2 separate regions of the Homo sapiens genome follow, and region 2 is linked to region 1. A link is a contact called in ENCODE Hi-C or POLR2A ChIA-PET data. All regions are on one chromosome and are shown on one strand. Each heading gives the region's core, a stretch centred on a gene start or an enhancer-like site at or near the end of the contact. The rest is flanking DNA. Distances are from core to core; before and after follow the strand shown. Region 1 overlaps PUS10 (pseudouridine synthase 10). Region 2 holds the start of C2orf74-DT (C2orf74 divergent transcript).

Region 1 (5,843 bases), core at 726-3,225:
GAAGGGCATCTACAACAAATGTTCCACTTGGATTTTTTAAGATAAGAAAAGCCAAACTGCACAGTAGACACACTAGAACTAATTAGTGCATATATACATGGCTTACCATGATAAATCACAATTAGTTCTTCTGTTAGGAGAAATCACATTTGACTGAAAAGGATTACAGTGTAGGCAGCTCAACAGTATATCACCAAAGGAATAATTTTTTCAAAACCATATTCTAGGGAACACTATGGCATTCTATAAGATACCATAGGGTTACAACTGAAAATTAAGTGCCTGTTTGATAAGATATGAAATCTTAGGCTTGAAAAAAATCTCAAAAAGTCATTCAATTTGCTCCCAGCCATGAGGCAAGAAAACTATACTTCAGACTCTACAACTCCCACTGGCCAATGGTGTGGTGTCTATGATGCTTTAACAAAAATCTCCTTATCCTATTACTTGATGCCTATTATTATATTTCCTTAAGGGTAAATAAAATAAAACTAGGTCTTCAATGTAGATACATCTTACAGGTTATTTGGGCAGAGCTTCCCAACTGGCATAGCAAAGCAGTGGACTATGGTTGTGCCAAGATGTTGATCTCTTTAGTTCAGAAGGGTTGCTGGGCAGGGCCTCAGACAGTGGAAACCCCAGGCCTGTTGCTACCAATCTGAAGCAACTCCATCCTGTTAAGCTCAGGGTGCTGAACAAACATGGAATGTTTTAGATGTGCCATGATATAAGAAAAGTAGGGAGGTGCTGCTTTCGGCTTGGTCTGCATTTCTAATTATTTCTGCACAGGGCATTAGGCAAATGTTACAAACTTCTTTCCCCCAGTTCTAAAAGGCCCAGCAATTAGTCAAAGCAAGAGGCAAAACCAACAGATGTACATTTGACAATGAGCTTATGTTCTTTTTAACAATCACAACAACAAAATGAATGTCAGTAAAACTGTAGGAATGCCTAAGTCTACGTACCAAACCACCTACGAAACTGATGCATGAAAGATGACCAATATCGCACCACATCATTCTATCCTGACATGATACGAGCTAAGAGTGTATGTTAACTAACTTGTCCGTTAACATGAAGATTAGCTAACATTAAGATGATAAAGAAGAGTTTGAATAAAAATGCCCTTTTTGCAAATGTAGCCAGAAAGAGGACATGTTAATTCAGGACTGTCCTAAATAAAACAACTTACTTTGAATTATATATTCTAAACATTGATTTCTGGAAAATGGATATTAGCTGAAAGTTTGGAATGCTACTGATACTTACCATTGATTTTCTCAGATGATGTAATTTGAGGGATTAAAATCTAAACGTCGAATTTAATGAGTAATAGTAACATCACTGAAACACTGATTCTAAATTTAACATCGTCAGGGGAACAATCTAGACACTACACAAACATGAGGATGTTTGTGTGCTACAACTTCCTAGCCAGAGGTGAAGGTTGAAAAAGTTGAAAAACAAAAATTAATGTAGCAAATGGAAATATTTAAAAGCTGATTCTTAGTATAATAGAGTTGCCATGTTTCTGATGCATATCCTTTTTGTTGGAAATTTGAATATTCAGCTCAGACAAAACTCACTCAAGACTAAGAAGCGGGAACCTTTCCTTACCTGTTTGTTTTTGGCTGGCTTAAAACAATCTGGGCATATCGCAGCTCTAAAATAAAATTCAAGTTAATATAAAAGGTTAATGAGTTTATTTTGGGGTAGATATAATTCAAATATATTTCATACAAAATGGCTGCTAAACTCAGGACATCAGGAGCAGACAAAATGAGTCCCTGTATGAGCTATATCGGTTTGCCCAGGAACTATGTTCAAGGACACATTTTATTTTTTTGAGGGCACATTTTAAACCTACTAAGACATAACAAGTTCTTCTCTTTCTTATTAGGAAGAGAAGCAATACTATTTTCATGAAAACCAAACAGCATTAACAATTTTACACCATTGACGTTGTTTACATGGCAACTTACAGGAAGTGGCAATCCTCAACTGTTTCTGGGTGAGCAAAGACCACACTCACTTCAAACAAGCTCTAAAAATTATAAAGACAGTTTAAAAATGAGCAAAAGGAAACTAACATCTAACAACTTATTAATGGAAATAGAAATTAATTCTCAAAGATTGGCTCAGAAAAGAATGACCAGAAAAACTGGAAATACTACTGCTCTCAAATCAACTTGTTATCAGGGCAGCTGTAAAGGAAATAGTTTTGTTTTTTTTTTTAACTTCTAAAACTCAGTCATTAGTGATCCTACCAAAAAAGTTTTAAAATAAATGTGTATACTTTTTGGACAAATGTGTAAATTAGGTATAAAGATGAATGAGAATTTACAGAATTGAAAATAAATAATAACAGAGAGAAATGAAGAATTATTCTGCCAATACTATGATTTGAATTATTAGCAAGGCAAAAAACATACTATTCAGATCCCTAAAAACCATATGAAGCTTCTTTTTAAAGTGCTCAAACGTCTTAATGGATTTGAGTTTTAAAACCAGATCTTAATTTTTTTTGTTTTATTACAAAAATTATACACATAAATTATAAAATGATCAAATACAAGACAGTTTTTCAATCCCACGCCACTGAAGCAGAACCATTAACAATTTGATGTTTCTTTCTAGGCATTTTTGTGAATATAAATGTATATGTATTATTTTTTAAGACATGCTTTTGGAAAATTGCTTTAATATTATATCATGGAAATCTTTTCAACTCTAGGGACTGTCAGACATTTAAGCTGTAGAAAATTTTTCTGTAACAAAAAAAAAATGCTATAATGAACATCCTTGTACACCAAAAAAAGCATGATTTTATACTTTTACCTCCATGGAGAATATACAAAATTCCATATCGGGGAGGGGTCAGGGGCAGGAATAGCTAAAAATGCCATACTATGTTGCAATTTTGTCTTTATATTTACTGAGTTCATTGGATAGTTAGTAGACCTATTAGCTACTCTAGAATCACAATAATGAATAGCTTTTTTTTTCTCGCTCCTTATTCTAATCTATACAATAATTAAAATGAACAACGCATTCCTTTTATTCAGGGAAACTTCACTCAACCCACATCTTTTGTTTTCTATTTTCTGTTCTCACTGATACAACATGTAAAATTATTTGTGCTTCAAAACTGAAATTTGAGGTAAAAATATTTTGCATTAATGACTTCTCTAACTTCCAAAATACTTTCATTACCTCATTTCCTCTTCATGCTATCTGTGAAGTGGTTTTATTCTCTATTCTCTCAATACTCGGTTTACAGAACAGAGCATATTCTTACAGAAGGAAATATTACTGCATAATTCAGAATGGTTTTGAAAAACTGTTTAGCTTTAGTAGATGGTTTTGTGATTTTATTTGAATAGGGGTGTATCTGATATTCAGGGAATTTCCTTCTAGCAAAATGATGAAGCAATGAGGCCATAATATTAAAATCTAATTTAAGATGACCTTCCTGTTTTCACACCTGGAAGCCTGTTGAGTCTTCCCTGAAAGTCAACCCATTTCAGAGACTGAGGTAAGGTCTGCTCTGGAAAAGGGAAATGTTCTGTTTTCAAAGGCAGTTACTGCCTAAAAGTAAACAGGGGGATTTGAGATACCAACAAGGTAGGATTGAGCCCATACTCATTGTAGTTGAATAGGTTCTGTCCATGCATTTGAAAACAAGATTAGCCACAGATAAACCAAAATTAAATAGTCCAGAGTTGACTCTATATTTGCTTGCAGTTATTTATATGTTGCTTTGCATCAAGTCTGATGCTTTGCATCAAGGCAAAGATTCATTTCTAACCTTTTAAGGTCAATTAGGGCACCTGGTACCTTCATAAGTGTCTTAGATCATAAAGAAGTCTAAGGGAAAAAGAAAAAAAGAAATGCTTTGACTTCAATTTAAGACTATCAGAATTTAACATTTTAAAAGCTTAAAAAATCCTTCACTGGATTATTTAAAAAGAAGTTTTTTTGGCTAACCAAAACCCTGCCATATAATTAAGTAAAACTAGTAAAATCAGAGAATAAAATTAACAATGCTGTTGACCCAATACCTTTCCATCAATGGGAACACCCAGTTCCTCTGAAAACAGGGGGTGAGTTATCCATTTGTAGGCTTCTTTTAGCTGAACTATATCATCTCTTCCCAGCGACAGACTCTGCTTTCTGAATAACATAAAAATTAATTCACTGACATGAAAAACTTTACTTTTTCTATTAAAGGCAAGAATTTATGCAATTATTTTTAAAATATTGATTGAGTGCCTAGTATGTACCAGGCACTATTCTACACATTAAATAGAAAGCAGAGAACAAAGCAGACAAAAATTCCTCACCTCATGGACCTTATACTCTAGTGGAATCATGGAATTACTTTTTTTAATGGCATATAACACAATTTTTAAAGCTTCAAAGTCAAAAGCACACTATGGGTTTTTCTAAGCTAGAATTGCCAGATTCCAGGATTTATACATCAGAAGACAGAAAGATGGGATAGAGATGATTGGTTTACTGCTCACAAACTATAAAACTGTGTATTACAATAATCACATCCACATTTTAATGCTTGCTTTTCCCCTCTTGTTGAAAATGGGGCTTACTTTTGGGAAATCAACAAAGAAGCTGTACTTTTTAAAAAACTTTACTGCTGAAGAAGAAATATTAAATCCTAAAGTATCAATGTTCTGAAATGCTCATCAATGTATTATCAGATAAATAGCTGAATAAAAATTTGACATTCCCCCAAAATATACTCATGAGACAATAAATAGGTTTTGGGAAGTCCCTTTTATAAATTATAGCTTTAGTTTGTAACCTAAAATTGTGATAGAAAGGAACTTGAGATAAAAGGGATGAAAAACATGGTGTGGTATTATTAAAACTCCTCTACTCTGCTGAGAACACTGGGATATTACTAACAAACTAACAAGCCCACGTCATTCAAATAATTAAAACTTCAAACCAGCCTTATGGCGATTTATAGGGCTGCTTTTAATGAAAGAGATGTAAGGGCCAACTTATGCATCATCCCTTTTAATGCCCAATTTTCACTGATAGAAATTACTCCTTATAGGCAACATCCATTGTAATTTAAGACCAAAAGACACTACTAACCACAGGTTAAAAACAAAAAGTAATTAAGCTAATGGCTGAATTTAGTTGATCAGAAAAAAAAAAGAATATGCAGATCACTATTCCTCTAAAAATGCAAAATAAGAAATAGTTGATCCAAAAAAAAATAAAAAAAAGAAAGAAGTAGTTGATCTACCCATTCTGTATCCAGCTGAGAATATAACTTGTTACAGAGAGAGCTTTCATATGGTTTGGGATTGTGATTTAACATTGAAATACCCAGATAAACTCTACATCTGACAAATAATCAAATTATTTCTCTACATCCAAGAACTTATTCAAATACTGTGTGAGCTTCATAAACTGTTCCTAATTCTCTGAATATTAGAAAGATTTTAGGTATTTTAAAAGACTATCCTGATACTGTGTCAACAGTTCAACTATTTAATATTTGCACAAAATAGCATCACAGTTGAAAGTAAATAATATATGAAAATACATTTTAAAGAATAAACGTTGAAACAGAAAACACAAGAATGGAAACAATTTTTAAAACTGTTTACATTCTGGAAAGTCCAAAGGGTTGTTACAAAAGCGAATCCCAAAAATGAGTTAAAACATTATTTAAGAAAACCAGTGTTTTAAATCCTTCACAGTCTTTGAAATATATTTAGTGCATTTGAGTCCAGTTTAAAAACTTCAACCATAGGTATTTTTTCCCTCCAGATTATAGAGCCAGAGGAAAAGGTTAACAGACAGCTTGG
Region 2 (5,762 bases), core at 2,135-4,634, 180 kb after region 1:
CTTTTTGCCTACTCCTTTTTATTCTTACAACCTACTCCAATTGCACCTCTGTCTCCACAACTCAATTGAACATACTTTACAAAGGCCATCAATGACATGCACATTGCTAAACATACACAAAAAATCATGAGCAAGTAGTTACAAGCTTTAGGACAGATATAAAAAGAAATTCTAACGCAGAAATTTTATCCAAAGTTTCATCCATTTTATAATCAATATTAGTAAAAAAGACCAAGACACATGGGCTGGGTGCGGTGGCTCATGCCTGTAATTACAGCACTTTGGGAGGCCGAGGTGGGTGGATCACCTGAGGTCAGGAATTTGAGACCAGCCTGGCCAACAGGGTGAGACCCCATCTCTACTTAAAACACAAAAATTAGCAGGGCATGGTGGTGCACACCTGTTGTCCCAGCTACTTGGGAGGCTGAGACAGGAGAATCTCTTGAACCTGGGAGGCGGAGGTTGCAGCGAGCCAAGATCACGCCACTGCACTCCAGCCTGGGTGACAGACTGAGACTCTGTCAAAAACAAAAACAAAACAAAACAAAAAGACTTAAGACATGGAGTACATTAGTTTAGGGACAGGTCTCCTGATCTAGCCGGCTCCAAGCAGGAGTGAGATAGTTGTGCAGGGGTGCATTTAAGCAAACCTGGCTGGTCCATTTTCTGAACTAGCCAGTCCACTAGAATTTTGATGAAGCATCTCATCAGGTATGGACATGTTGACTAAGAGTCAACTCTGTAAAATGTTTGAAGAGATTTATTCTGAGCCAAATATGAGTGATTATGACCCGTGACACGGCCCTCAGGAGGTCCTGAGAACATGTGCCCAAGGTGTTCGGGGCACAGCTTGGTTTTATACATTTTAGGGAGGCATGAGACATCAATGAAATACGTTTAAGAAATAACATTGGTTTGGTTCAGAAAGATGGAGCAACTCAAAGCAGGGATTTCCAGGCTATAGGTAAAGGTAAACATTTTCTTTTTTTTTTCTGTGATGGAGTCTCACTTTGTTGCCCAAGCTGGAGTGCAGTGGCACGATCTCTGCTTACTGCAACCTCTGCCCGCCGGGTTCAAGCAATTCTCCTTCCTCAGCTTCCCAAGTAGCTGGGACTACAGGTGCATGCCACTACGCCCGGCTAAATTTTTGTATTTTAGTAGAGACGGGGTTTCACCATGTTGCCCAGGCTGGTCTCGAACTCCTGAGGTCAGGCAATCTGCCCGCCTTGGTCTTCCAAAGTGCTGGGATTAGAGGCATGAGACACTGTGCCCAGCCAATTTAAACATTTTCTAATTGACAAATGGTTGAGTTCACAATTGTCTGAAGACCTGGGATCAATAGGAAGCACATGTTCAGGTTAAGATAAAAGATTATAATACTTCAAAAGGTTCTTTTGAAGTCTTATAATGGCTACCCTTAGAGATGATAGATGACAAATGTTTCCTATTCAGACCTTTAAAACAATGCTAGACTCTCAGTCTCTTCAGGATTGGGAGGGCCTGGAAGAAAAAGATCTAGCTGTGTTAATAGAGATTCTTTACAGATGCATATTTTCCCCCACAAAGCACAGCTTTGCAGGACCATTTCAAAATATGGCAAAGAAACATGTTTTGGGGTAAAATATTTTGACTTTCTTCTTTGTCACATGTCATGCCAGAGTCAGACTGGAAAGCAAGTCACCATATATAGGGTTAAATAAAACTCATCTGATGAGAATTTATGGTTTGTTGGGCATGACTCCCCAGGCCCCTTAGATAGGAATTTGGGCCAGATTAAAAAAAAAAAAAAAAATCAAAGCTTAGTCCTGAGGCAGCTTCTGAAATGGTGGGAAAAAATGTGAGTTTTGAGGAAACATTTGGTTCAGCCATTGTTCTTAAGAGATACTGACATTTCAACCTACTATAAAGAGGGAAATTTAAAGTATTAAAGTATTAATGAGTTGGTAGGACCCGCTTTTCTTTTTTTTTTTTTTTTTAATTCACTGGCCCCGAAAGAAACTTCTCTGTCAGGCCACAATATAACCAGATACCAGACACACGAGATGTTTTGGAGGGAGGGTGGTGGAGCCAAGATTGCAGCTCCTTATTGAGGAAAACAGTCCTCAGAGATCCAGAGTCATTTCTCCTGTGTTCAGCTTGAAAACCTTGGGCAACTTCTGGAGATTTCAACGTCTCACAGAGTGCGGAAACATGACTGGCGCAGCATCCTTTCCGGAATTGGTGATGTCCTTCCTGTAAGGGTTGATTTTCCATCTCATCAACCAAATCGGGAAAGCCGCAGCATCCTTTTCTCCAAGAATGACAGGTGGTTTATCTCAGGCTTTTCTGTCCCGGCGCCTTTCTCTCCAATGCAGTCTATGGAATATATATATAGAGAGAGAGCGTGAGAGAGAGAGAGACGGAGTCTCGCTCTGTCGCCCAGGCTGAAGTGCAGTAGCGCGATCTTGGCTCACTGCAAGCTCCGCCTCCCGGGTTCACGCCGTTCTCCTGCCTCAGCCTCTCGAGTAGCTGAGACTACAGGCGCCCGCCACCACGCCCAGCTAATTTTTTTGTATTTTTAGGAGAGATGGGGTTTCACCGTGTTAGCCAGGATGGTCTCGATCTGCTGACCTCGTGATCCGCCCGTCTCGGCCTCCCACAGTGCTGGGATTACAGGCATGAACCACCGCGTCCGGCCTGGAATATTTTAAAATATGCAGATTATTAACCCCGACACTTTTGAAAGTCCTTTGTAACCAACTTCCTCCTCAATATAAAATATTAATGTAATTTGGCCGGGTGAGGTGGCTCACGCCTGTAATTCTAGCACTTTGGGAGGCCGAGGCGGGTGGACTGCCTGAGCTCAGGAGTTTGAGACCAGCCTGGGCAACACGGTGAAACTCCGTTTCTACTAAAATACAAAAAATTAGCCGGGTGTGGTGGCGCGCGCCTGTAATCCCAGCTACTCAGGAGGCTGAGGCAGGAGAATTGCTGGAGTCCGGGAGGCGGAGGTGCAGTGAGCCGAGATCGCGCCACTGCACTGCAGCCTGGGGAACAGGGCGAGAATCCGACTCTTTAAAAAAAGAGAAAAAAATTTAAGTAATTTAATTTTTTATTTTTTTCCGCCCCCGCCGTCCCGCCCCTAGCATTAATTTTTAAAACTCGCTTTAGACACCGTTTGGAGGGGGCCAGGTGCTGAATACCTGCTGATGTAATGCAGTGATTTTTTGTTTGAGGGCCACAGGAAGACCCCTTGTGGCTGTTGTACTGGCATTCCCTCTTCATAGCAGGGATGGTGCCTCTGGACATTTTCCGACAGCAGGGATCGTTGGGTGAGGTTAGCAGCGCCAGCCCGGGTTAGCGGAAGCAGCCTTCAGGTCTCCTAGGAGAGCAGGTTTATGAGCATGCGCAGCGGATTTTCCGTTAGGGAAGCCGATGGGGCGCGGCTCCTTGGAGCATGCGCACACAAACTTTCCGCTAGGAATCAAGCGAGCATGCGCACACAGATGTTAGGGTTCGGGCGAGCTATTTGGAGCCTGCGCAGTCAGATCCGAGGACATGTTGACGTCGTCCGAGAGTCTTAAAATCCTGCTCTGGCCGGATTCCAGACTCGTGGGGGAAAGGCTGGTATGTTCGTTTTATAACAGGAGTTTTAGCGTCATCTTTTGTCCTTGGATAAGTTTTTCCAAATATAAATATATTAAATATTCATTTAAAATATCTAAGAATTAACAGGCAGCAGTGCATTAGACAAATGGGCGAAGTACTGGGGTACCAAGTTCACAGAAAAATAGTAGTTAAAAATAGACTTTAAATATATGAAAAGATGCTTAGCTGCATGTTTTTGTGTTTTTTATTTATTTATTTATTTTTTTGAGATGGAGTCCTGTGTTGCCCAAGCTGGAGTGCAGTAATGCAATCTCGGCTCACTGCACCCTCCGCTGCCCGGGTTCAAGTGATTCTCCCACCTCAGCCTCCCGAGTAGCTGGAATTACAGGCAGGTGCCACCACGCCAGGCTAATTTTTATATTTTTAGTAGAGATGGGGTTCACCATGTTGGCCAGGCTGGTCTCGAACTCCTGACCTCAGGTTATCGGCCTGCCTCAGACTCCCAAAGTGCTGGGATTACAGGCGTGAGCCACCGCGCCCGGCCTGTTTTGTATTTTATTTTTTCTGAGACAGGTGGCACGATCACAGCTCACTACAGCCTCCACTTCCCAAGCCCAAGCAATCCTCCCACCTCAGTTTCACCAAGTGCTAGGATTACAGGCCAGCTTCAGTTTTAATAAAAATGCAAATCATCATGATTGGTGAACATTGAAACGTTTGGTAATATACTCAATATAGGAGGGTGTCAGGAAAACAGGTGCAGTGTTACAGTGCTAGTAGGAGCAGAATGCAGCAATCCTTAGTGGTTATCAAAACCACACTGAATAATATTTGCATTTTGATCCAACAATCCCACTTTGGGGAATTTTGCCTCCAAATACACTTGCATACATGTAAAGTAATATGTGTATGAGATTATTGATTGTAATAGCAAAAGGTTGTAAACTACGTGAGTATCCATCAGAAGACTGATATTATAAACTACAGTACATACACACAATGGAACATTATGCAGCTATGAAAAAGAGTGAGGAATCAGTTCCCAACATACTAATGTGGAACCATCTCTAGCATATCTTACTAAGCGAAAAAAGCCCAGGTGCCAAACAGTGTATAAATTATGCTTTTTGTGTAGAAAAGGATAAATGAGAGTCATATGATCCTTATTTCCACATAAATTCTGGCAATATACTCAAGAAACTAATAGTCATGGTTTCTTATGAGATGGAGGGTAGGACTGAGATAGGGTGAGAGACTTCTCAATGTATTCCTCATTATAATATATTGAATTATCTGAATGCTGTTCATTAAAAACAAAAATAACACTACAATAACTTTTTTTAAAAAAGCTAGAAACATATAATATTAAAAAAGGGGCCAGGTGCGGTGGCTCATGCTTGTAATCCCAGCATTTTGGGAGGCCGAGACGGGCAGATCACGAGGTCAGGAGATGGAGACCGTCGTGGCCAATGTGGTGAAACCCCGTCTCTACTAAAAATACAAAAATTAGACTGGCGTGGTGGCGCATGCCTGTGGTCCCAGCTACTCAGGAGGCTGAGGCAGGAGAATTGAATCGCTTGAACCAGGGAGTCGGAGGTTGCAGTGAGCCGAGATGGCGCCACTGCACTCCAGCCTGGCGACAGAGCAAGACTTCGTCTCAAAAAAAAAAACAAAAAACAAAAAAACTGGAGGCTGGGTGTGTGGCTCACACCTCTAATCCCACCACTTTGGAAGACTGAGACAGGAGGATTGCTTGAGCACAGGAGTTTTGAGACCAACCTGGGCAGCATGGTGAAAACCCACATCTACAAAAAGAACATCAACAACAAAAAACCTCCAAATTAGATGGGAGTGGTGGTGGGCGCCTGTAGGCCCAACTACCCGGGAGGCTGAGGTGGGGGGATCGGTTGAGCCCAGGAGACAGAGGTTACAGTGAGCTGAGATCCTGCCACTGCACTCCAGCCTAGGCAACAGAGGAAGACTCTCAAAAAAAGAGAAAGAAAGAAAAAAAGGTGAAATTATGGGAGATTTTTCCTTTCCTTTCCTTTTTTTTTTTTGACAAGGTTTTCTCTGTTGCCGAGACTGCACAATGGCGCCATCACAACTCACTGCCCAGGCTCAAGCGATCTGCGGGCCTCGGCTTCCCAAAGTGTTGGGATTACAGGGGTGAGCCA

The links. A loop is a pair of places that touch in the nucleus more often than their neighbours do. ChIA-PET counts read pairs that join two places held with the same protein, here RNA polymerase II (POLR2A). Pooled maps may share reads with other maps.
Region 2: a pooled map shows a loop between it and region 1 (2.9-fold over the local background). The contact joins the promoter of C2orf74-DT here to the enhancer-like site in region 1. A Hi-C loop is called at or near these places in 2 of 50 pooled maps. POLR2A ChIA-PET finds 5 or more read pairs at or near these places in 7 of 52 experiments (AG04450, BJ, GM12878 and 4 more).

The regions. Positions count from the first base shown.
Region 1 is chr2:60,963,441-60,969,283 of GRCh38, forward strand. It overlaps PUS10 (pseudouridine synthase 10), which reads right to left. Exons shown (of 18, transcript NM_144709.4): 6 at 4,062-4,173; 7 at 1,983-2,044; 8 at 1,618-1,663. Among named protein-coding and RNA genes, the nearest start is that of PEX13, 51 kb to the right of the region's middle. Within about 2 kb of position 1,976, at least 6 of the 41 ENCODE cell types and tissues checked have a DNase peak (open chromatin) inside an H3K27ac peak, as active enhancers do; they include GM12878 and OCI-LY7, where a contact is called at or near this core.
Region 2 is chr2:61,141,591-61,147,352 of GRCh38, forward strand. C2orf74-DT (C2orf74 divergent transcript) reads right to left here and starts at 3,385. Exons shown (of 2, transcript NR_036496.1): 1 at 3,183-3,385; 2 at 2-2,355. It also overlaps a transcript of C2orf74 not described here. RefSeq lists enhancers at 2,598-3,519, 3,214-3,563.